4 separate regions of the Homo sapiens genome follow, and regions 2, 3 and 4 are each linked to region 1. A link is a loop called in an ENCODE intact Hi-C map of the cell type or tissue named here. Cell type or tissue: PC-9. All regions are shown on one strand. Each heading gives the region's core, and the rest is flanking DNA. Links, peaks and the distances in the headings are about the cores only. Region 1 holds the start of LOC105374200 (a long non-coding RNA gene). Region 2 has its middle 54 kb from the start of LINC02082. Region 3 has its middle 41 kb from the start of MIR551B. Region 4 has its middle 120 kb from the start of GOLIM4.

The links. Hi-C counts contacts between places; a loop is a spot of excess contacts. Peaks named below come from ENCODE experiments on the same cell type or tissue, not always from the same donor. Only the 100,000 strongest peaks of a DNase experiment are listed, where the experiment ranks them.
Region 2: a loop joins it to region 1, with 19 times the contacts of the local background. A loop is called at or near these places in 13 of 110 quality-filtered maps.
Region 3: a loop joins it to region 1, with 11 times the contacts of the local background. A loop is called at or near these places in 28 of 110 quality-filtered maps.
Region 4: a loop joins it to region 1, with 9 times the contacts of the local background. A loop is called at or near these places in 24 of 110 quality-filtered maps.

Annotation. Positions count from the first base shown.
Region 1 is chr3:168,617,808-168,624,108 of GRCh38, forward strand. It overlaps LOC105374200 (a long non-coding RNA gene), which reads right to left and starts at 1,512. Exons shown (of 3, transcript XR_001741015.2): 1 at 1-1,512. It also overlaps the pseudogene EGFEM1P. In PC-9, for the core only: CTCF peaks have their summits at 3,235 and 3,439; no DNase peak of the experiment used is centred there.
Region 2 is chr3:168,845,033-168,851,333 of GRCh38, forward strand. No RefSeq gene overlaps it. Among named protein-coding and RNA genes, the nearest start is that of LINC02082, 54 kb to the right of the region's middle. In PC-9, for the core only: CTCF peaks have their summits at 2,436 (motif pointing left) and 2,643; no DNase peak of the experiment used is centred there; H3K27me3 peaks cover 1,035 bases.
Region 3 is chr3:168,508,166-168,514,466 of GRCh38, forward strand. It overlaps the pseudogene EGFEM1P. Among named protein-coding and RNA genes, the nearest start is that of MIR551B, 41 kb to the right of the region's middle. RefSeq lists an enhancer at 6,033-6,301. In PC-9, for the core only: CTCF peaks have their summits at 3,441 (motif pointing right) and 3,645; no DNase peak of the experiment used is centred there.
Region 4 is chr3:168,208,408-168,214,708 of GRCh38, forward strand. No RefSeq gene overlaps it. Among named protein-coding and RNA genes, the nearest start is that of GOLIM4, 120 kb to the left of the region's middle. RefSeq lists an enhancer at 5,626-5,745. In PC-9, for the core only: CTCF peaks have their summits at 3,111 (motif pointing right) and 3,312; no DNase peak of the experiment used is centred there; H3K4me3 peaks cover 334 bases.

The sequences.
Region 1 (6,301 bases), core at 645-5,644:
TAGCCACAGCTGTCTCCAGCAGGAATGGAATTTACAGTGTCAATGGGTATTAGAAAGAGATGGGCTGGAGGAAGAAGATTGGAAGGATGGGCACTTAGCATGTATGCAGAAGTGAACTAATCTGCCTACATAGCAGGAGCTGAATTTTATACCAAAACTTTCTCTGCAATTATAAAAGGCTTTAGATGTTTAGTTTCAAAGACATGCAGGTTGACCAGCAGTTTAAAGAGTTGTGAGCTACTGGATAATGATCTCAATCCAACTACTTTCCTTTGCCCAAATAGAATTCTTCAACCATCAGCAGTAATTAGTTGGCTTTTAGCTTTTGGGCACCAGACAATGGATCGTGATCCATAGTGGCTATCATGTGGGAGATGAGGCTGCAGGTGAAAGGTGAAAGGAACTTTTCACTTCCCAAGCTTCCAAAAAGCAAGTGTCTTCTCCTATTTTTAGCCTGCTATATTAATACTATATGTGTGTGTTTATATGTGTAGGTGTATGTTCTAAGTCACATTTCTCTTGGTTACTTGCTCCTTTTTACTGAAGATCATTTACATTTGGATCTATCATATGCCAATTCTAGTTAATTATGTTTATGAAAGATCCTGGTCTTAGTTAATGAAAGATTAAGAACAGTGTCTATTTTTTCCTTTTATTATGGATCTTTACTCTTACTGAAATTTTCTGTTTTAAAAGTCAAAATAAAATTTAGCTTATAAACAGTTTAGAAAGTTTATTTTTCTAGTCTTTTCTAGTTATGGAAAATGTAATATTTGAAAGACAAGTATCTATAACAAATCAAATTGATGTTTAAACACAAAAGATACATTTGCCAAATTGCTTCTCCTCCCTGATGCTACTTTAGGGACATATAAAACAAGAAATGGAAATTAATTTTTATCATGTGCATGTCGGTTTCCCTTTCTCTGAAATTCACTGATTTCTTTCAAATTTGAACACTCCAGCTTTTATCTCTTCTGGTCTTCAGTGCTAGACTCCCCCAGCTTTTCTCCAGTTCTATTGTTGTGACAGTATCACAATTTACTTTCTTCATTTTGAGGATTTGTTTGTGTTGTTATTCCTATTTTTTGTGAAAGGAAAATAAATCTTGGGGCCCCAAAATCACTAAGCTAAAGGGAAAGTCAAGCTGGGAACTGCTTAGGGTAAACCTGCCTCCTGATCTATTCAGAGTCACACCTCTGCTAACTGAGATAAATGCATAGCTAATTGCCTCTTTGGAGAGGCTAATCAGAAACTCAAAAGAATGCAACTATTTGTCTCTTACCTATGTATGACCTGGAAGCCCCCTCCCCACTTTTAGTTGTTCCACCTTGGCTTGGAGTTGTCCTGCCTTTCTGGACTGAACTAATGTTCATCTTACATATGATGATTAATGTCTCATGTCTCCCTAAAATGTATAAAACCAAACTGTGCTCTGACCACCGTGGGCATATGTCAGTCATCAGGATCTCCTGATGCTGAGTCACGGGCACACATCCTCAACCTTGGCAAAATAAAGTTTCTAAATTAACTGAGACCTGTCTCAGATCCTCAGGGTTCACACTGCCCTGTACTTTATGGGAAGCAAGCCAGCAAGTCCCCTTAGTAGTTGATCGTAACCTTGGCCTGCAATATCATGATCAGCAAATGATGCATCATTAGGTGTCTTCGACTGAGAGAGGAGCAATTACCCCATGACAGCAGGATCAGAGAAATCAGACTGATCAGGATAAAGAACATAACAAACAGTTGGGAGAACATGAAAGAATATATACATACACAGCATAAAAAATGTAAGTGCAGTTAAAATATCATTACACTAAGAATCTAAAGAATTACTGGGTTTCAGCTCTGCCATTTCTGCTTACCAATTCAGTGACCATGAGCAAATGACAACTTCACTGAGCTACATTTTCCATTTTGAAACATGTAGACCCTAAAGTCTGCCAGGATTATGGTAAAGAAAGCATGAGTCCTTATGCAAAGCATGTGTTGAATACTATTCACTCTTAAAACCATATTATGCTGGAACTGTGAAAGAGAACTAAAGCTGGCTGAAGGAGGGCCATAGGGAATCTGATTTTGTTTCCTTCCTCCCTGTATAGTTCAGGCTTTGCAAAGTAGTTTGGTTTAAAATCTAGGTGCTATTTTCTAGACAGAGTAACAATTTCTGTTTACTGCTTTTATTGGCCAGGCCTTGCCTCCCAATCCAGACACCCAGTTCTCATTCGCTCTTTAAATAACAGATTATTTCAGGAAACAAAGTTATTTTTCTCTACCTTGGAGGTGGTCATGGTGGTGTTCTTGCCCTTGCTCATCTTCTAAGTTAAATACAGTTACCCAGCCCAACACATCCTCCTGATGACCTCATGCTGAACCTACTTTTGAGCATTGTTCTCTGGGCTAGCAATCATCTCCAGCCTTCTCAAAGTGTCAAGGCAGCGAAACTTGGGGTTCAAGAAGGTTCTCAAGTTATTGAAAGAATGTTCTTCACATGTAATGGGTTGGTTCTGAAGGTGGCATAGTAGGTTTTGCCCCATTTTTCTTTCATGTATGCCATATTTCTGCAGCTAAAGGTGAGAGTATTGAAAAACATTAACATAAAACTGAGAGCTTTGATTTTTATCTTCATGTTTAAACATCTAAGGGATAACAGTAAAGTAAGTATGGATTACTATAGAAGACTCTTGTACATTTCAGTTGCCATTTCTGCACAATAATTTATACCAACTCTTAAACTACAAAACTTGTTTGTTCCTTTATTAATTTATCAGCTAGCAAAATATGTACTTGCTGTGACACTAGTTAAATTATTCACAGAGGCACATGTTCTATTAGGCCCTTTTTTTCTGGGGCCCATTCTGGTGATTTTAAGAAGCCAAGATAGGTGGCTTGAAGATTTTGACTTTTGCATAAACATTGTAAGAGCTCATTCATTCTCAGTGCTGTTCCTGAAACTTCATCATTTCTCCCTTTGTGAATATTATTTGATATCTGATCGTCTTTGAAAAAACAGTTTTCTTTGGGCCCCTTAGCTCACCAGTGTCCTCTGAAACAACCTGGTTTCCTTGGCATCTCCCCCTCACCCTAATTTCTCTCTACTTGTTGCCTCGTATCCAGCAACCTCCAACTTATTGATTTGGCTTGATTTAATTGGGAGCGCCCCATACCCAGGACAGGTTTTCCCAGTGGCAGCTGGGAGTATGAATCTAATAGGCCTGGTTTGGTTCTGTGACCCTCTGTCGCCCCTTTCTGGCCATAGCCTGTCACTGAAGTTTACCCTCTGGACTTGATAATACAGACAGCAGCCGTAGTACAGAACAGTTTGCAAACTATCAGCCTGTGTGCCAAATCAGCCCAAAGAATGCTTTGTTTGGTTCGTATAAATTATGCCAACATTTAAAAATTAGCAGACATATTAGTCCATTTTATGTTGCTGTAAAGGAATACCTGAGGCTGGGTAATTTATAAAGAAGAGGTTTATTTTGGCTCACAGCTCTGCAGGCGATACAAGAAGCGTGGTGCCAGCGTGTGTTTCTGGTGAAAGCCTCAGGAAGCTTACAATCACTGCAGAAGGCCAAAGGGAGCAAGCATATCACATGGTGAGAGAAGGAGCAAGAGAGAGAAGGGAGGGATCCCAGATTCTTTTAAACAACCAGCTCTCACATGAACTGCCAGAGCAAGAACTCACTCATTACCAACGAGATGCCACCAAGCCATTCATAATGGATCTACCCTCATGACCCAGACACCACCCACTAGGCCCATATCCAACATTGGAGGTCACATTGCAACATGAGAATTGGAGGGTATACACATCCAAATTATATCTAGAGATTTCAGGGCCAGGTGTGGTGGCTCACGCCTGTAATCCTAGCCCTTTGAGAGGCTGAGACAGGAGGATTACTTGAGGCCAGGAGTTCAAGTCCAGCCTGGGCAACATAGCAAGAACTTATCTTCACTTAAAAAAAAAGTCAGATGTGGTGGTGCTTCTGTAGTCCCACCTATTCAGGAGGCTGAGGTGGGGGAACTGCTTGAGCTCTGGAGATGAGGCTGCAGTGAGCCATGATTGTGCCACTGCACTCCAGGCTGGGCAACAGAGCAAGGTCCTGTTTTTTTAAAAAAAAGAGATTTTATATAAAATTTACAGCTTCTCTTAACATAGCAGAAGATCTGACAATCTTAGGCCAGCTTTCTTCTTGTGGACAATCTTACTCTTGCCCACCACTCATGGTGTAGACTGGTCATTTGCATCTAGTGCCTGCTTCACTCATTTCTGTTGACTGCCTTGTCCCAACAGGCATTTGGACTCCCAGGTCAAGTACAAAAGTTTATTCAAATAGATGTGGTTTATTTGTGTGTCTTGGGGAGGAAGAATGATATCTAATTTCTTTTATGAATATGCTCACAAAAAGGAATTAGAAATCAGATTGAGATTCTTTAGTACATGAAGGTGAAAATTGGGTATGTTTTCTTCCCATTTACAATATATTTGTACCAAGATTCACTTTTTATCAAAGAGAAACTTTTCTGCAGTTTAAATTGTAGGATGATGGAGTTCTGAATATCTTAGGTAACATTATTATATGGATGAATATATTTGCATTCTATCAGGTTGAATATAGAAAAATCATTATATACAGATGTTAAAGAAACTATACAAAGTACTAATGTATAAGGAGTGTGTGTGTGTGTAACCGTCTAATGATTCATGTTTTTTCTCTTTTTTATTATACTTAAGTGGAGTTTCCAGGGCAAACACAGGTATACAGTCATAATGATAAATTATGTAGTTTAATTCAGCTTCACCAATGATAACTCAGATGCCATTTTCAAATGCATTGTGAGAACGGTTTTTTCACGTTTGCTTCTAATTCCAGCAAAAACACCTAATTATAGAACAACAGTAGCAAAAAATAAATTTTGCTCAGGGAAAAAGGTTTTATGAGTAATCAGTGCAAAGCAGAAATCTCTTGCTGCGAATAATGTGGGCCAGCTAAGGTTTCTGTGAGGTTTTTTGCTTTGGCGTGGTTTGGCTTTGTACTGCCTGGGTGACCTCTTCTTCTCATCCATCACTTCATCAGAAAATCAAAAGACAGCAAGCTCCTAGCCAGACTCTTGTTCAAGATAAACTCTATGACCTCCTAACAGGTTACTAGATCTTTTATGGGAGTTCAGCTGACCACATGACTTCTTATATTTGAGAACTTATTCATGAGCCAGCAAAGCTCTGGCTAATGTCACAGAACTTGACAGCACTAGTGCTGTTCATGGCTTCATCTTTAGACATAGCTATTCTATCCTGTTCCCTTTCAGAAACTCAAATGAAGGGCCGCGTCTTATAATCAAACATTTCAGATAAAACAGCTTATTTTTCCCTGAGAGCATATGTGTCTTCTATTAATCCTAATCAACTAGGGACAGACTGAAAAGAACACTCTAATAAGGTAATAGTACTGAGTATTTTGCTGTGACATCCCACAAAAATGAGTTTTCTGTGGGATTTGGGGAGGAGGTAAAAAAATGACCAAGAAAAAAAAGACCTTCAAGAATTAAATGGCTTAGAGATAAAGCATATAAAATAGGAATGCTTTTATTGCTTTTGTATTTTCTGAGGACAATTCTGCCAGTGAATCCACAAAATTGTATAAATACAAATATATCACATTTGCCTGCTGTGATTAAATTTCTCTGATTACACAACTATACTTGATACACGGGACCAATGCATCATTTTTTTTTTCCTTTTGTAATCATTGTTATATCCACGCTTATAATCAACATTCATCACAGCTAATTAGAGTTTCTTTGTCTGTTGTTTCTGAGATCTGACATTCCTAGAGTTCAACTACAAAATTCATTTTTAACCATCTCTCTGCTTGGGGAGTTGGAGGAAGACAAATGCAAATTCCAGGGCTGTATTATTCACGAATGGCTTTCTGAAATTTTCATGTACTATGATTTTTTTAATTGAATTTAAATGATTACTCTTGGAGCCGGAGACCAAGTCCTGCTTAAAATTTTGCAGGACACTCCTATGATTTGTAGGTACATTCCTATTGGTAAAAGAAGCTGGCAGTCTTTCTTGTTAAAGATTTTGTAGATTTATATAGATATCAAAGGATATATATTTTTGTTGCATTAGATTGACATTAATTTCTAAAAATAAAATGCTACAGATTTACATCACTTACCAGTTCAAAGCTTTTGTTCACTCTCAAATGCTGTTTTCTTCTAGCAAATGTTTTTAATTATGCACACTTTAAATGTGAAATTACAGTAATAAGAAAGCTAGTTAAAC
Region 2 (6,301 bases), core at 535-5,534, 230 kb after region 1:
GCTCCTTCTTCCACTTCTTCCTCTTCCTCCTCTTCTCCTCCTTCTCTTCCTCTTCCTAGTCTCCTTCTTCTCCTCCTCCTTCTCCATTTCCATCTCCTTCTCCTCCTCCTTCTCCTCTTCCTCCTCCTCCTTCTCTTCCTCTTCCTACTCTCCTTCTCCTCCTCCTCCTTCTCTTCATCTTCCTACTCTCCTTCTCCTCCTCCTTCTTCTCCTCCTTCTCTTCCTCTTCCTACTCTCCTCCTCCTTCTCCTCCTACTCCTCCTCCTTCTCGTCCTCTTCCTACTCTCCTCCTCCTTCTCGTCATCCTTTTCCTCCTCCTCCTCATTCTCCTCTTCCTTCTCCTCCTCCTTCCCATCCTCCTCCTACTCCTCCTCCTTCTCGTCCTCTTCCTATTCTCCTCCTCCATCTCCTCGTCCTTTTCCTCCTCCTCCTCATTCTCCTATTCCCTCTTCTTCTCCTTCTCATCCTTTTCCTACTCTCCTCCTCCTCCTTCTCCTCGTCCTTTTCCTCCTCCTCCTCATTCTCCTCTTCCTTCTCCTCCTCCTTCTTCTCCTCTTCCTCCACCACCTACTTCTATTCTTCTTCCTACTCTCCTTCTCCTTCTGCTCCTTCTCCTCCTCCTCCTCATCTTCCTTCTCTTCCTCTTGCTACACTCCTCCTCCTCATCTTCCTTCTCTTCCTCTTGCTACACTCCTCCTCCTTCTCTTCCTCTTCCTACTTTCCTTCTCCTTCTCTTCCTCTTCCTACTTTCCTTCTCCTTCTTCTCTTCCTCTTCCTACTCTCTTCCTTCTCCTCCTCCTTCTCTTCCTCTTCCTACTCTCCTTCTCCTCCTCCTTCTCCTCTTTCTCCTCCTCCTTCTTCTCCTCCTCCTCTTCTTCCTACTCTCCTCTTTCTCCTTCTCCTCCTCCTTCTCTTTCTCTTCCTCTTCCTACTCTCCTTCTCCTCCTCTTCCTTCTCCTCCTCCTCCTTCTTCTCTCCCTCTTCCTACTCTCCTTCTCCTCCTCCTTATCCTCTTCCTCCTCCTCTTTCCTTGTCTCTATATACTCTTCTCCTTCTCTTCCTTCTCCTCTTTCTTCTCTTCCTCCTCCTCCTCTTCTTTCTCTTCCTTTTCCTACTGTCCTTCTTCTCCTCCTCCTCTTTCTCCTCCACCTTCTCCTCTTCCTTTTTCTCTTCCTCCTCCTCCTCTTTCCCTTCCTACTCTTCTTCTCATTCTCCTCCTCCTCCTATTCCTCCTTCTCCTCCTCCTCCTCTTCCTCCTTCTCCTCCTCCTTCTCCTCTTCCTCCTCCTCCTCTTCCTCCTCCTTCTCCTCCTTCTGTTCTTCTTTCTACTCTCCTTCTCCTCCTTCTCCTCCTCCTGCTCTTCCTCCTCCTTCTCCTCCTTCTGTTCTTCTTTCTACTCTCCTTCTCCTCCTTCTCCTCTTCCTCCTCCTCCTCCTTCTCCTTCTTCTTCTTCTTTCTTCCTCTTCTTCTTCTTTTGAAGTCTGTGTACTGGTGTCTTGAAGAACCATCACCTTTGGAAAAGGTAGATTTTGTCAGCAAACTGGACCTGAGAAATCTTTTATTGCAAGGGAGGCTTCTGGATTAATTGTTCTCTTCTGTTGACATCCATAGCTATTGGCACTTGCAAAGATCTTATTTGATGGTTTCTATTCCTTGGGTGACCAAAAGCACTATATCAAAATGCAAATAAGGGAGAATTTTCAATGTTTAATATTAAACCAGCCCTCCTACCTACAGGAAACTGCCATTTCTGCAAATGGTGTGGAATGTTTTGTTATATGACAAGGAGTGGAAGAGCTAAATATGCCCTGCACTTGAACCGCACTCTGTTCATCTAAGAATTCTGTGTATGTTGTATTACATTGGAACTATCTGGATTACAGCACAGACTAATAGTCAACCAGCCAAAATAAAATCAGCCAAAGATTCATTGCTGTCGTTAAAAACCTCACTTTAGAAAGGAAGGACCTAAGTAGATACTTTAGTAATCAAATCTGAGGAAGTTCAATTTTACTTGGTTGTGAGAAACATGGAGCATGCAAATACCTAAAATTAAGCAATACTAAAGAAAAAAATAAATTTACTTATCAAAAATGATTAAAGTGTAGAAGTGAATCTGCTATCACAGTAATTTAATAAACTGAAGCATGAGTTATTTTGGATTGAATTTGTTACATAGCTCATGCATGAAATGATCTGTTGCTTGTTCTTGTGACTATGAAACAGCAAAGGGAAAAAATGTATTCTGTCCGAGGCATTGTAAAAATATTGAAAGCTTTGAGCCTTTTGTAGAGGCATATGACTACAACTTGTCATTTATACTTTACAGGCCAATAATTTTTACGCCGAAATCGCAGATGCTTAGCTTTCAGAATTATCTCTTAATATATAGTGGGTTCAGAAACTCAACTCTGGCGCCATGAGACTGTCACTCATGTGATTACACTGCCACCATGTGGTTTCAAAGATCCTTTCCAATTAAAAAAATCAAAGATATGGCCTCTTACGAAAAAGAAAATGATGATTCAAGTATTTTCTCTATTTTTCTTGGTCGTTTGTTCTGTTACAATATTATACATAGTGTATGGATTCTCATGGGAGGTATGACTGGGGCAGAAATGTAAGAGGTGGTAGTATAGGCTAATAATTATTTGTAGTTCTTCATGAATTCAGCTTCTGCCAAGTGAATACCATCAAGAGCTTTGCTAGCAGGTGCTACCTTCATTGACCTTTTCTGAATAAATATAGCATTTACAGTGTCCAGAAGAATCTAAAAAATTCCTTACAGATGTCAATAGGCAAGTGTTTCTCAAACTCGGTTCCTAGACTGGCAGCATGAACATTCTTGAGAAACGTATTAGAAATGCCAGTTATTCAGCTCCACCCCATGCACTGAATAAGAAATTCTGGAAATGGGGCCCAGTAATCTGTTTTAAAAAGCCCTCCCAGGTGATTCTGATGCTTGTTAAAATTTGAGAACGATTGTTAAAGACAATCACATCTCTCTTAGGATAGATTAACACACATTTCCCTAGATAGTGTTAAATTTAGCCACCTGCTTCGGGCCCCTAAAAAAAAAAAATCCACAGAGAAGTGAAAGACAAAGGTCCCAGGGCTTCCTATCAGTTTCGTTGACCAGCACCCTGAAGCCCTCCCTGGGAAGGAAGAAGCAGGTCATCTGGGGGGGTTCCTGTTCCCATCAACTGCCCTATCAGCATTCTTTCTTCCCTATTTAACTGCACCTGAAAGAGTTGCTACAGCCAATTCGGAATAAATCTTTCAACCTTTTGGGATTATTGGAACACAGTCAATTATGAATGGATGTTATATATAAGACTACTTTTCGGACATTAAAAATATAGTTTTTATATATAAGCTAAATATAAGCTAAAAATATAGTTTTTATATATACGCTAAATATAAGCTACAAATTGGAAAGCCTCCCAGGCTTTAAGAATGTTAAAGAATGGTGGGATGGTATGAATTGGAGACTCCATGCCCTGTCATTACAGCCAGACACTAAACTGCTTCCCAACTCAGTTTTCTGTAGTCATGCACAAAGGTTGGCCTCATGCTACTAGGACTTCTGATATTTATAATATGAAAAGTCAGAAAGAATAAATTTTATGTAAAATGTCAAAATTTTAAAGTATGAATTCAAGTTTACGTGCATGTATAAATAAATAAATGAAAACATATCTGCCAGTTTGATTCCATCTACTGACCTCCAGAATCTTGTTTCTGGGGTAAACAGTTAAGGAAAATTGTGGTTATCAACCTCAGCATACATTTATGAACATATGTATGTCTGATATTGAAGTGATTTGTGTCCATGCTTTTTCATCTTTGTATGTGTAAATACATATCCTTTCTCTTCCTCTTCCTCCTCCTACTCTCCTCCTTCTTGTTTGTGCTTCCATAGAAATTTTAGGATTGTTTTCCTGTTTCTTTGAAGAATGTCATTGGTATTTTGGTAGTGATTGCACTGACTATATACACAGCATGGAAACCTAGCATCTCAAAACATGGGGGAAATATTTTATTTGGTAACGAAGTAGCTTCAAACTGAGTAAAAGCAAAAAATCTGAAAGGTGCCTGAATTCAAAAAGCACATCTCTAAAGTGCCATGCTTTATAGAAGAGAATGTATGATATTTTTACTAATATGAAACATGTTTTCAAAGCATTTAAAAATCTTTCAAGATCTTACAAATTTCACAGCACATACAGAATAAAAATATTGAGAATATACGACTTACTTGTAGTGTAGGTTATTCTTAGGGACATATAAAATACTTAAAAATATCAAGATTAGGAACAAAATTAGGCACTCAATTGGAACAAAAATCAGATTTTAATTGTTTTTATCCCTGGCTATGGAAAGAGTGCTTAATAAATAGCAGCTGAACTAATAGAAGAATAAGTATTGATCAGGTGTTACTGAGAGAATTTTCTACATAAGGCATGGTCTCTGCAGCTTAACCCTCACTGTCCTCACTGTGTCCAAGATTCAGAAAGTGCGTCTTATATCATTGCAAGTTGGAGGTTTTCTGAAAGACTTCAAGAACAACTTTAGATAGAACCTTGGTTTTTCTCTGTGGTTTCTTTCCAAATCTAGTAAAATTTCAGTGGCTGTGCTGCTGATCATATATTTAAGATTGATAGAACTAATTCTGGGTTAAATTACAATGTACACACCAAGCTGAAGATCATTCTGGTCACTCGGGGCCAATGTCTGGATACATCCCCATCCCTTGGCACAACAGAAGCTAGTTTTTCAGACTGTTTCCAGATTTAATGAAGACCTCCTGCCCCAACTATCTTGACCTATAGAATATCATTGTGGTTAGGATTCTGAACATGGGGATCCTTTACTTTCCTTCCTCATGGATTTTAGAGTTTCAAGAGTATCCCATAAAAAAATGCATATTCAGTAGTCCCCACTTACCCTTAATGTATATGTTTCAATATACCCAGTGGATGCCTGAAACCACAGATAGTACCAAACCCTATATATATTATGTTTGTTCTATCCATACATACATATGATAAAGTTTAATTTATAAACAGGCATGGTAAGATATTAACAACAACAAAAATAAAATAGAACAATTATAATAATATGCCAGCATAACTACTCTTGTGCATTGGGGTCATTATGAATTAAAACAAGGGTTACTTGAACACAAGCATTGTGATACTGCCACAGTCAGTCTGAAAACTGAGGAGGCTACTAAGTGACTAGCAAGCAGGTAGAGTCTATGGGGTGAGTACTCTGAACAAAGGGATGATTCAAGTTCCAGGTGGGAGAGAGCAGAAAGATAAGGGAGGGTGTCAGATTTCATCACACTAAGAATGGCATGCAATTAAAAACTTATGAATTGTTTACTTCTAGAATTTTTTATTTAACTTTTTTCAATTTAGAATTTTCAAATTTTCTTAAATATTTGATACATAAGAAGTACATATTTTGAGGTTATATGTAATATCTTGATACAGTCATATATATTGATCAGATCAGGGTAAGTGGGATATCTGTCTCCTTAAACATTTGTCTTTCCTTTATACTGGAAATAATTATTATCCTCTAGCTATTTTGAAATATGCAGCAGATCATTGTTTAGTCACCTTACTGATTTATCAAACACCAGGTCTTGTTTCCATAATCTAACCATATTTTTGTTCATATAAATCAACCTCACTTTATTTCCTCTCCTCCAACCCTGGCCCTTCATGGCCTCTGGTAACCACCAATCTACTCTTTATCTTCATAAGATCACCTTTATTACCTCCAACATATGAGAGAGAACATGTGATACTTGTCTTTCTGTGCCTGGCTTATTTCACTTAACATTATGACTTCCAGTTCCATCCACTTATATTGCTGCAAATGACAGGATTTCATTCTGTTTTATGGCTGAATAATATTCCATTGTGTAAATACACCACATGTTCTGTATCCATCGATGGCCTCATAGGTTGATTCCATATTTTGGCTATTGTGAATAGCGCTGCAATAAACATGGAACTGTAGCTATCTCTCTAATATATTGATCTCCTTTCTTTTGGATATATACCCAGTATTGGGATTGCTGGATCCTATGGTAGTTCTATATTTTGTATTTTTAAGAACTCCCATGTCATTTTCCAGGATAGCTATATTAACCTACCTTCCTAGCAACAGTGTACAAGGGTTCTCCTTTCTCCACAATCTTGCCAACATCTGCTATTCCTTGTCTTTCAGATAAAACCAATTTAACTGAGGTGAGATGATACCTCATTGTGGTTTCCCTTTGCATTTC
Region 3 (6,301 bases), core at 832-5,831, 110 kb before region 1:
GCAATGGCACGATCTCAGCTCACCGCAACCTCCGCCTCCCGGGTTCAAGCAATTCTCCTGCCTCAGCCTCCTGAGCAGCTGGGATTACAGGCATGCGCCATCACGCCTGGCTAATTTTGTACTTTTAGTAGAGATGGGGTTTCTCCATGTTGGTCAGGCTGGTGTCAAATTCCCAACCTCAGGTGATCCACCCGCCTCGGCCTCCCAAAGTGCTGGGATTACAGGCATGAGCATCTGCACCCGGCCTAGTATTTTCCATTTTTATGCCAGATCATTCTGTTTGGTAATATGGCTCCTCTCTCCCTTTCACATTGGTTAAAGACATTTTATTTACTTTATTTAAAATAAGAGTACAAAAGCATCCTGGAATTGTATTTATTCCCTTTAAGTACAATAAGAGATAATTCCACTGAATGTATATTACGCTCTTTCATTTTTTTCCTCCAGTTTCTACTATTTTCTACATTTCATAAGGTTTGCATTGCGTATGAACTTCTTAATGAGTGATTTGTATTGGGTGTCATGTTTTAAATGTAAAAAGAGTAAATTATCACAATGAAAACGAAGGATGTCGAATGAAAGAGCAGACGGACAGAGCTTGATTGATGTTCGGAAGTTATTTTTGCTGTGAACTCCTGTCAGCCTAGAAATCATAAAACAGAAAGAAGGCTTGGTTCAGCTCACATGCCCTTAGGGGATGTATGGAAAAGAATTTAAAATTCTGATAGAGTAACTTCAAAAATGTAACAGCTGAAATAATTTATTTCACTACAGAGCCACCAACTGAACTTTTACGTTGAAATGATTCTTTTTGAAGTTTCACATGGTAGCAGGAAGGCACAGTGGTCTCTGCACCTTGGTTGAAAATGCCCAGGCTGCTCAGTTATGCCTTCCTGCCGGAACCAAACTGTGGCCGCTGCTCTGGTTCTTCTGGCACTTTCTCACTGATCACTTCCTGAATAATGGGAGAAAACAACTGAAAGTCCATGATTTCACAAAAAGGGTGAAGGAGAAAAAAGTTGGGGATAATATGGGTGTTTTTCTTTTTTTATTTTAAAATGCTTCCAAATATTAATTTGGGGCATTGTGTGAAGGCAATGGAAAAAATATTGGGACTACTTAGTCCTTGAGTATTTTAATCCATAATGACTACTACCACATTTGACTAGCTAGATTGTGATATTTGAGCTGGCTGGATCTTAGAGTCATCTCAGAAGAAGAAATAGAAAAGAAAATGAGGCAGTGCCACTCTAGTTGGTGATACATGACATTTCTTTCTGTTCTCTTTTATTTTTATCAAGTTATACCTGGGCAGCCTGATGTGTTTGCTTTTTCTAGGTGACATTGAAATGATATCCACCAAGGAAAAAGAAAATCTGTCATCCCTGTACAGTGTTTCTCAACCTGACTCCATCTGTGATAGTTGTATGTTTAATCGTAGTTAACTAAAAATATGCAGAATAATGATGATGAGGCTAATACACCTTAAAATGAATTTCCACTGTATTAAAACAACAACATGCATTTTATAAACATTTGTATCTACCTATGTATGGTTTATGTATTAGAGTGTATAACCTACCATATATCCAACCTATCAAATACATTCACACACTGGAATTCTAGATTCCTTACAAATCATTCCACATATCTACAGTGGTCTGTAACTCACCAGTTGAAAACCAGTACTCTAAAATGTTAAAGATCACTATGCCAATCAGATGAGAAAAAGAAGCACCAGGAAATTCCTGAATAAATTGTTTAAATGGTCAAAACTATAAAATAAAAAGAGTGTGAATTTAAAAAAATGTATTATCTAATTTGTCTGTATTGGTATCTATACCTTGAGACAAAATTTAACATTTTCCTGGTATCTACAGATTTTTTTTTTTCAAAGGAGATCCTTCTATCTTGCTTTGGTGTAAAGAAACAACAGAAAATATGCTGTTGCTATAAATAATATTTATAATTTTAATAATTTCCTATGCTAATTACCTAACTGTGCTCTATTATTAAAAATTGCTAAGGTAGATGATTGCACATGTAAAAAAAGACACAATGACAACCACAAAAACAAGGCTTCACATATATTTTCAGCAAAGGTGAAAGAACTAGAATTATACATTTTCAATTTGTTACTGAAAATTAATTTTATATATATATTTTAATATATAGGTATTTCTGTTCTTATGAAAAATAGTTTCATGATCAGATACAGAATTTGAAACATGGAAAATTCTGCTTTGAGGTAGGGGTTAATATTGAATCATTTTATGGTTCATAGTTAACTACCATTTATTGAATGCTGAAAAGATATAGTTAACTGAAAAGCATTCTTTAGTTAACAAGCTTTTACAATTGAGGGTAATTTTTGTCTCCTGCCAAAGAACAACGAGATTGAATTCTATGCTAATGAAACTGTTTTTCAGTGGAGCATACAGTGATTTTCATAATCCTAGTCCTGGCTGGGATGTTGGGAAAGTGGCACATAGCCAGAATAATTAAAATGGGATTTAAGGCCATATTTTGGAAGGCTTTCATTTTTCAAAATGGTATGTTTGTGACTGAAGTTACTTCTGAAGTCTCAAAAATTTCAGACCTGAAAGTAAACTTGGTGTCAAGGAAAGTCTTGACCTTTAATTTAAATTGCAACCAACTTTGCTCCTTCTAGCTTTCTGATCTTGAGCAATTTGCCTAACTTCTCTGAGATTCAACTTCCTTAATTGTAAAATAATGTAATATTTATCTTGCAAGGTTGTTAAGAAGGTCCTTATAATCTCTCAATCACCTGTCACGATGTACTCAATAAACCATAGTTGCTATTATTATCATTAGTATTATCACCAGTATAATCAAATAGTTATTATTTCTATGTGATTTAGCAGATGATCTTTTATACTCAAAGTAAACTCCTTTCTAATGGAGCCGTCAGGTTAAATATGGCCAATACAAGCTAAATGAATGGGGCTTTGAATACATCTATTTGATGAACCCATGATTATGAAATGGAAATGCTAAATCTGCCTCAATTTCTCTGGTGATAGGACAGATGAGATTCTTGAGGGACCCAGATTGTCACGTGTATAAGTTATTTGCTCACCTTTATGAACAGTCCTTTTTCAAATGAATATTGCTCCTTTGGTAATTGTATACTAGATTGTAAAATGTCTTTACATCCCTCTGAATAATTCTTCCTTAAAATGGTCAGACACAGTATTGATTTTTCCTGGGGTATTCCTTTGCCTTGACCCAGCTCACAATGCACTATCCATTGGACAAAATAAAGCATTTCCTTTATATGAAGAAAAGAGAAGGGTAGGTAGAGACAAAGGAAAGTCTGTCTGGAAAAATCTTTGTACTTTGATGGGCTTTGTATGGAAAAAAAGAAATCAAAGCTTAGGGCAGAGAACTTGGACGTGGTAGGTGTAGGTCTCTCCACAAGATGGCACTCATTCTCCCTCTTCTTTTTTCAATTGCCAAAAATAAATTTTGTCACTTTTTATTTTTTACTCAGTCACAGAACAAATATGTTGTTAGTTTGTGTATCAAATATACCTGGTTTCACATATTTTTTAAGTGTTCGATCATGTTTCTGACTCTTAGTAGTAATGAGTGTATTTTACCTCCTGTAAGTCTCTGTCGGTGAGTACACTGTTTTGGGAGGAAACACTCACCCCTACTCCCAGTCACAAATCTAACAAAACTTAAATTAATCTTCTAAAAATTTTCTGTTAAAATCTCCAAACAAAACTGAAGATTAACTGAAAAGAACCAGAATGTCTCCATTGTTGTTTTTATCATTATTTTAAAATTTAAGTGGACATGCCTTTCAATTTTAGGGAAAATCTCTATGATACTTCCAATACTTCCATTTTGATGTAAGAAGCAAGTTTACCTCCAAAGGGCCTTGGGTCTTCTTACCCTTGTTAGTGATACGAGATGTCACAACTCTCTTCTAGTCACTGGAAGTTAATGTCAATTGGAGTCTTTATAATCATTTAATTTTTCTTAATACAGAAAAAATTGATCTATCAAATGATTTTTAAGTTCATATGCAAAAGTAATGTATGTTACTTATTAAAACATTAAAGAAAAAATGTTAGGCTACTGTGAGTTCACTAAAAACAGGAATTTGATAAATGGTAAGTAAATACATAAATTTAATTGATAATTTTGCACTTATATTTTTATATCACATTATATTTTCTAGTTACTTTTCTTTCCAAATACTTAGAAGGTAAAGAATGTATGTGGACAAAATTATAGCCTACTTGATTTGTTAATGTGATGATAAAGATCTATTTAAAAATTCTGGTTATACCATGGTTTCCAGGGTCTAGATTTTCTTTTAGCCCACTTCAGAGTCAGACTTTAGAATATTTATCATTTCTGTAAAACAGATTCCTGAAAGTTAAGGTCTTTCATACCTTCATCATAACAGTTATTATTATGGAATCTTTGCCTCACTTTTCAGAATGCTAACAGTGTTGGACGCTAATATTACAGAATGCTTGCCACCCTATCGTGAAAGTCACCCTTTGAAAGCAGGAGGAAAAAAGAAAAATCTAGAGAAGGCCCTAAGAAGACAAAAGAATTATTGTAGTAAGAAAACTAAGACTTATCAGAATATTCATAGGAAAGCAAGGCTACGGCTTGAATGATTTGATAAAAATAACCACTACTGCCATAATAACTTGTTATGGGTTACATGCTACACCAAGCAATTCAGAATTATTAGATCCTTTACATTCCTAACATTCCTAATGAAACAAAAAACATTATCCCCTTTGTTAACACACAGGATAGCTGAGAATCAGAAAGGCTAAGTGGCTTGGATTTGGAGGCAGGATTTAAACCCAGGTGTGTCTTGTTCCAAAGCCTGTGCCTTGAACCATTATATACCCCTGCTTCCCTGACTTGTAAAGACATTGAATATTGGAATTTGGTTACTGGCTTCTAAGATAAGCAATATCTTTACATGAATGTAGATTGGTTATTGCATCTTTTCCAATTTTAAAGGAATTGAGAAGACACATTTTCAACAAACTCAAGAGATTTTGATTTGATGAAGGGAAGAAGTTTTTGATTCTCAGGCTGTGGAAATAGTGAAAAGAAACAAACAAAAAGGATTATGTGGACTCTAAAAGGGGTGTCTTCAAGAAACAAGTAGTCAAAACTACCTTTTTAAATTATGTGGGTCAATCCCCCAAACGAACATAAGGAGCTGCACACAGGTATAGCCTCCTTTTAGACATTTTTATTATGATTTAAACACCTTTATGTGAAACATATTTCATACATATTGAACTCAGTCAACATCACTTCACATTCACTTCGTATCTCTGTCTGTATATCCCTAGACCTTTAAGGAGTTTTTCTTACTTGTTGTAACTTTTCTCATTAACTGTTTTTGTGCATTCTCATCAAACTAGGCACCTAACCTACTTTCATTTGTTATAGCTACGTAGAAGTTTCTTCTGTTGTTGTGTCTTAGTTTACCTGGATATTTCTGTGCTGTTGGGTATTTACATTTTTCCTGCTTTTTTCTCTATTATGAGTAAATTTTTTTAAGGGGGGAGTGGGTACATGTTGGTTCTCTTTGAAATAAAATCCCTAAAGTGAAATTATTATATAAAATAATACTAATAGCTTTTCAACTCTTGTTAAATATTTCCAGATTGCCTTTTAGAAAGAACAAACAACTTTTTAATGACTTCAGTAATAGAGAAATCATAGATCCCAAACTCAAATTCCGAATAAATGGGCTTTTCCTAGTTTTCCAAACTGGCAAAATAAGTGAGTGTAACTGACTAGGTGTTTGACAACAGATGGTAGTGGGAGCAACAACAACCTGGAGGGCCAGGCACCAGAGAAAGGGGGCAGCAGCCTCTGCAAAGTGAAGGGGGCAGCAGCCTCTGCAAAGTGCTGCCTGACTGTTGCTTTGGTTATGTCAGTGTGTGTATTGGTCAGGATTCTCCAGAGAAACAGAATCAGTAAGTTATTACAAAAGGAGATTTATTATGAGGCATTGGCTTATGTGATTATGGAGGCTGAGAAGTTCCATAATGTAATCACTGGAACCTGGACACCCAGGAATGCCAGTGGTACAATTTAGTCCCATCCCAAAGGCCTGAGAACCAGGGGAGGTGATAGTGTAATTCCCAGTCCCAGGGTTGATGATGAGATGTTACATTTCAACCAGGCAGGAAGCAAAAAGGGGTGACTTCCTCCTTCCTCTACCTTCTGTGCTGTTGAGGCTCTCAGTGGATTGGATGATGCCACCTGCTTTAGGAAGGGCAAT
Region 4 (6,301 bases), core at 432-5,431, 410 kb before region 1:
TTGATGGCCATGAGTGATAGGGTGTTACAACAGGGTTCACTCATGGAGGATGATAAAAGCTGGTATTGCTTGAGAATTTACTGAATACTTCATTTGAGCTACCTGATTTGTTTCTCTCAACTCTGTAAGGCAGGAACTATTATTCCTCTTTTATGCATAAGGAATTGAGCATTAGAAAGGAGAAGGTAAGTTGGCTGAGATCTCCAGCTGGTAAGCACAGGAGCTGTGACTGGACCTCTGGCTGTCTGGCCTGAGCAGCGCCATGCCTAACTACTACATTACATGAGCCTTTAGCTGTTAGGATTATAGAAGGGCATTTACAATATATATTGGATTATAAAGAAGGTTCAGGATGATCTTCTTAAGAAAACTTTTAATTATATATTGAGTTTTAGAAAAAATTAGCTTTTACTATTGTAACAGTTTTTATAATTTCCTGACATTTCATTCTTTCCTTGTTTTCTTCCTATCTCTCTTCCTTCTTATCAGGTATTTATTAATTCAGGCACTGTGTTAGTCCCAGGATATATAATAATGAACCAAAATATAGGTAGTCTCTGTCTTCATAAGAATTACATTCTGGTGGGGGAGATAAATATTCAAATGATTTCTAAGAATAAAATTGCAAGAGTGATTTTTGCCCAAATGAGAGAAATTTGGTATGGGGGGAAATTCAGCCAGACATTGGGTGAAATTCACCCCCGATATTTCACGTAGGTTCTTTTCTATTTTCCCTAAGTGTTGGCCAGTCTGAGAAATAGAGGGACAGAGTACAAAAGAGAGAAATTTTAAAGCTAGGTGTCCAGGCGAGACATCACATGTCAGCAGGTTCTGTGATGCCCCCCAAGCCGCAAAACTGGCAAGTTTTTATTAGTGATTTTCAAAAGGGGAGGGAGTGTACGAATAGGGTGTGGGTCACAGAGATCACATGCTTCGCAAGGTAATAAGATATCACAAGGTAAATGGAGGCAGGGCGAGATCACAGGACTACAGGACCGGGGTGAAATTAAAATTGCTAAAGAAGTTTCGGGCAGGCATTGTCATTGATAACATCTTATCAGGACAGGGTTTGAGAGCAGACAACTGGTCTGACCAAAATGTATTAGGTGGTAATTTCCTCGTCCTAATAAGCCTGGGAGCGCAACAGGAGACTGGGGCTTATTTCATCCCTATAGCTAGCTGCGACCGTAAAAGACAGCCACCCCCAAAGTGGCCATTTTAGAGGCCTACCCTCAGGGATGCATTCTCTTTCTCAGGGATATTCCTTGCTGAGAAAAAGAATTCAGCAATATTTCTCCCATTTGCTTTTGAAAGAAGAGAAATATGGCCCTGTTCCACCTGGCTCACAGGGGGTCAGAGTTTAAGGTTATCTCTCTTGTTCCCTGAACATTGCTGTTATCCTGTTCTTTTTTCAAGGTGCCCAGATTTCATATTGTTCAAACACACATGCTTTACAAACAATTTGTGCAGTTAACGCAATCAACACAGGGTCCTCAGGTGACATACATCCTCCTCAGCTTACGAAGATGATGGCATTAAGAGATTAAAGTAAAAACAGTCATAGGAAATCACAAGGGTATTGATTGGGAAAGTGATAAGTATCCATGAAATCTTCACAATTTATGTTCAGAGATTGCAGTAAAGACAGGCATAAGAAATTATAAAAGTATTAATTTGGGGAACTAATAAATGTCCACGAAATCTTCACAATTTGTGTTCTTCTGCCATGGCTTCAGCTGGTCCCTCCGTTCAGGGTCCCTGACTTCCCGCAACAATTTGGAGCTATTAAAATTTAAGATTGGGGCTTTTACTTAAAAAGGCAAGGGAGAATCATGGATCTAGAGCTGAGTTCTGAAAGATGAATAGGAGTTAACTAGATGCAGTGGGAAGAGAGGAAGGCCTAGGCTGCAGAAGTAGCATATGCAAAGATCCTGCAGTAGGAAGAAAGGGCTGTGAAGAAAGCCACAGTGATTAGAGCTGAGTGCACAGGGGCAAGGCAGAGTACAGACTAGAAAAATAGAGGCCTGATCATGTGGAGACTTGCAGTACATGTTAGAATTTGGCATTTATCCTAAGGGAGGGGGGTTGTGACAGAAACATTTTAAGTAAGAGTGGCACCATAATCAGATTGCATTTTGAAACTACAGCCCTGACCATGCTATGGAGAGCAGGTTAGAAGTAGGAGAAGTGGAAGGTGGTGGAGAAATCAGGAAGTTGTCAACCAGGTGAAAGAGTTGTTGCTTAAACCAGGTGGTGTCAGTGATGGGAGATGGGCAGATTCAAAACTTATTTAAGGGGAGAAATCAACAAGACTTTGGGATTGGCTAGATATGGGACATGAGAAATGGCAATGCCATGAAGAGACTGTATTTTTCTGGCTTGGAAACTGGATAGTTTGCCATCTTTGAAAAAGGAAGACTAGGAACAGTTTGTTTATTTGTTTAATTGTTTATTTGTTTTAGGGTTTGATTGATGACGGGAAAGCACATGAATTTTGAGTTGAGGTACTTTTGAATCCCCAGAGATTTTTGGCAATGGAATTTTAGCTTTGACCCTTCAACTCAGTTCCTGCCAATACTCTACCCCAATTTTTCAATTTCTGCCTCAATTATTTTCCACTGGGAAAACTGAGTCTTCACGGACTCTGACCAATTGCTGCTGTCCAGAGTCATTTGCTGGAAATGACCTTTGGCCCCTAAGATTTGACCTTTCCCACCTTTCCACGGATCCCAGAAGGAGTCCAGCTGCCCAGATAGACTTCAGGTGGCTCAGATGCTTTAGGCTTGTGACCTTGACTCAGACAACAATGTGTGGCCCTCCTGATACATGAGGCCCATACTGCTGCTCTGTCCTTGTTTGAGCTCTTGCTAGTTTGGCTTCAACACCACTTGCTCCCATTCCCTCGTCCCTCCACCTTGACTTCTGCCTCTCCTCCATCTCGTAACCACTAATTCCCAGCATATCTTGTGACTGGCTTCACATTATTTGTGACACGTGAAGATTAATAATTTCTTCATTCTTCTGGCTTTTTCTTTTGTCCTTCCTCAGAAGCATTTTATTAGATGCTTAAGTGAAGCTGCAAACCTGCAATTTATACACCAGATGGCACCAAAACATTATATTTTAAATATTAGTTCGAATTTTGAGGGGGAGAAATCCAAACCTTCCACTATTCTGAGACTAGCACAGCCTCCGGTGCAAGTTCAACAAATGAAAATTCATACACCAACTTCCCAGAATCTGTGGTGGTGTTGCTTTTTATTGGCAGAGAGAGAGAGGGAAGGAGAGAGAGAGAGAGAGAGAGAGAGAGAGAGAGAGAGAGAGAGAAACCTTTCCTGGGAAAAGGTCTTTATTTTTTCCTCTTTAGAATCGTGCTAAAGAGCTAAATGAGGGACACGAATATTCCCAGGGACTCAGTCATTTTCACTCAGTCATGTTTGCTTCACTGTTCTTTTCTCAGTGTTAAGGTTCTGTTACTGAACTTCATTTTGGCAAGAATAACAATACCATTGCTGTCTTTTATCAAAATGATAATTAATATAAGTAAAAATGAATCTATGAATTCAGTATCCTAGCTAAACAGAGAAGTAAAATTAACCATTCTTTCCCAATTTTAAAATGTAATTGTATTTTTCTTCCATTTTAAAATCTAATTATTATTGATATAGCAAAAATAACATAGATGAACATTTAAGTTATTAAAACAAATGTATCTTCTTTGTATTATGTTTTAAGTGTAGAATAGACAGTTTTTGTTCAATCAACATAATTAATAGCTGATGGTCCTGATGATACAGTTTAAGAATCTTTGAGGGTTTTTAAAATTTTAGCAAAATTGTAATGGCTTAAAAAATACCACCCACCTTATAAATTAACACTCTTTACTGGATGATTATGTATCCATTTGGCAAAATGTAATCAAAATGTTATGTGAGGTAAATTCTATAAGGAGTTGTTCTTTCAATTTGGAGATCTGATTAATGACTTATCGAGGGTAACAGAATGTGGATAAAGGGACAGTAGATATTAACTATTATTATTATTTTCTTTGGAGGGAGAAAAAACAATTTCTGAATAAATGTGCAGCATCAAGTGAATTTTTAAAATGAAGCCATGTTAAAAATAGTTTGATGCTATTGCTTTTATGTATACAGTTTTATATTTTGTATGCATATGTATTTGTAGTCTTTTGCCAGCAATTGTAACATACACATACATATACATACAATACAGAAATATTCCTTATTTTGTAAAGATGTGTGTGCATGGGGGGAGGGTTAGTGCTGTGTTTTTCCATTGCATGGAATAGAATGTGTCTTGCTGTAGGACTTGGATAAACGTCTGGCTGCTTCTCTTCGCCTGGGGAGTCACATGAATGTCCACAGTTGCCAAAGTGCTTTGGGATCACTTAGGCTAAAAGATGCTATTTATTGTGAAGCTATCTCATTTCATTCCCAAGGGAATTTCATCATCTTGTATTTGTGAAAACTGTCAGTGTGTCTTTCTCAAAATGTAATTATCTGAAAGAAACAAACCAACACAGAGTGGACCTCTTGTCTTCAAAGTCATTTTATTAAGAGTAAATTAGACTGGAAAAATGATTGCCTAAAATGCATTTTCAATAGATTGCTGTCTAAAATGCATTTTCAATAGATTGCTGTCAGGCTTGCTACCTGTCAAACAGAGAGGCCTGAAGTTTCATAGTGACATATGGATTAGCCCAGTCTTCCCTACAGGGTGAAAACAAAAGACAATTGGTGATGCATGGGGCAAACTCATCTTAAAACAGAGATATCAACAAAGGAATATGACAGCATGAAAAGACAGAGTGCAGTCTGCTGTCCACATTCGCAAAGAGATTCTGTCTGAATCCATAACTTCAATACACTAAGAGACAGAAAAAGAGAAAATACACATTAAGTATAATTGTTTATCGGGTACTTCATTTTAACAAATGCTGAATTTCATTCTCTAAATGGAAAACAAGTGGGAACAATGGATAGAATGAATGACATTATAAAAAGTTATTACAAAGAGCCATATGAAATTAGAGTTATTTGATTTAAAAAAAATCATTCCTCATAGAGACTTGAATGTTCAAATTTCTCATCCACCAATCAATTTGAAAAGAAAGGCTTAAACTCACAAAAGAATCTCAAGAGCAAAACCTTTTCCAGGTTAGAGCTTAACTAAACTGGTGAGGTCATTTAGTTCAGAGTTGGCTTGGGGAAAAAGTACATATCAAAGTTGAAGAAAATCCTACAGATCTGCTTAGGTCTGGGAAAATACAGTATGGATTTTTTTTTTTTAACATCCCATGTGAACAATTACATAGAACACTTGTCCGACCAGCAACTTTCAATTAAATAGAAATGAAAGTTACTCTAATAGCCATTTTAATCCATATATCCTAAGGGACTCAACAAACAAGTGTAATAACACAATGCAAAATTTAGTAAAGGAAAATGGTGCATTGAATTACAGAAACTGCTGGCTTTCTAAGCTTGGGATTAGATGCTATAAAACCAAAGTAAGGTTGTTTTGTAGTTACACAGTACTCACTGGAGAACCATGCAGAGCTCAGTAGTAAAAATTCAGCAAAGGGCACCTTTGGCTTATTATATATCCTGAAAGAATTTGCTAAGGGACAGGGGTCAGTGATGACTGTTGGGTTTTTTGTTGTTGTTTTGGTTTCGTTTTTGTTTTTAACCATCGCCTGTATGATGGTTTCCTTTCCTGGAGACAGTGCTAACTCTACAAAAGGGATAGGCAGCTCCCTATAGAGGGTCATTTAAGGAGAGCTGAAAGGCCCATTGCGGTGCCATGGTGCCGAAAACTCCTGTGATTAGTCATGCCTTTAAGGCCTACCAGAAAATTGTGTTAAGTTTTTATGGGTATTTTATATAAAGTGGAAGTGGGACATATCTTTTAGTTAACATATTAGTATAATTCAGTATATATGTCCTAAAAGTTTGAAAAACATGGCAAATGAGTTTTGGGGGTGGTCTTAGGCTATGCCAGAGGACACAATATGAGACACTACCTCAGAGATCATGAGGGTTTGGAGAGGGCTGAGGATATTAGAATTCAGCAGAGCAGTAGCAAAAAATAAGGGACATCAATGAAAGCATTTTTCAAATGTACAATTTTGCCTTAAACAGAGTTCTACCTAGATAATTTAGGTCATTGATATTTGCTTTAGCACCACACAGGGTTAAAAGTGCATAGAAAATTGCATATGACAGAAATAAACATGTATACTATACTTTCTTTTTCTTTTCTTTTGTTTTTTTTTTTTTTT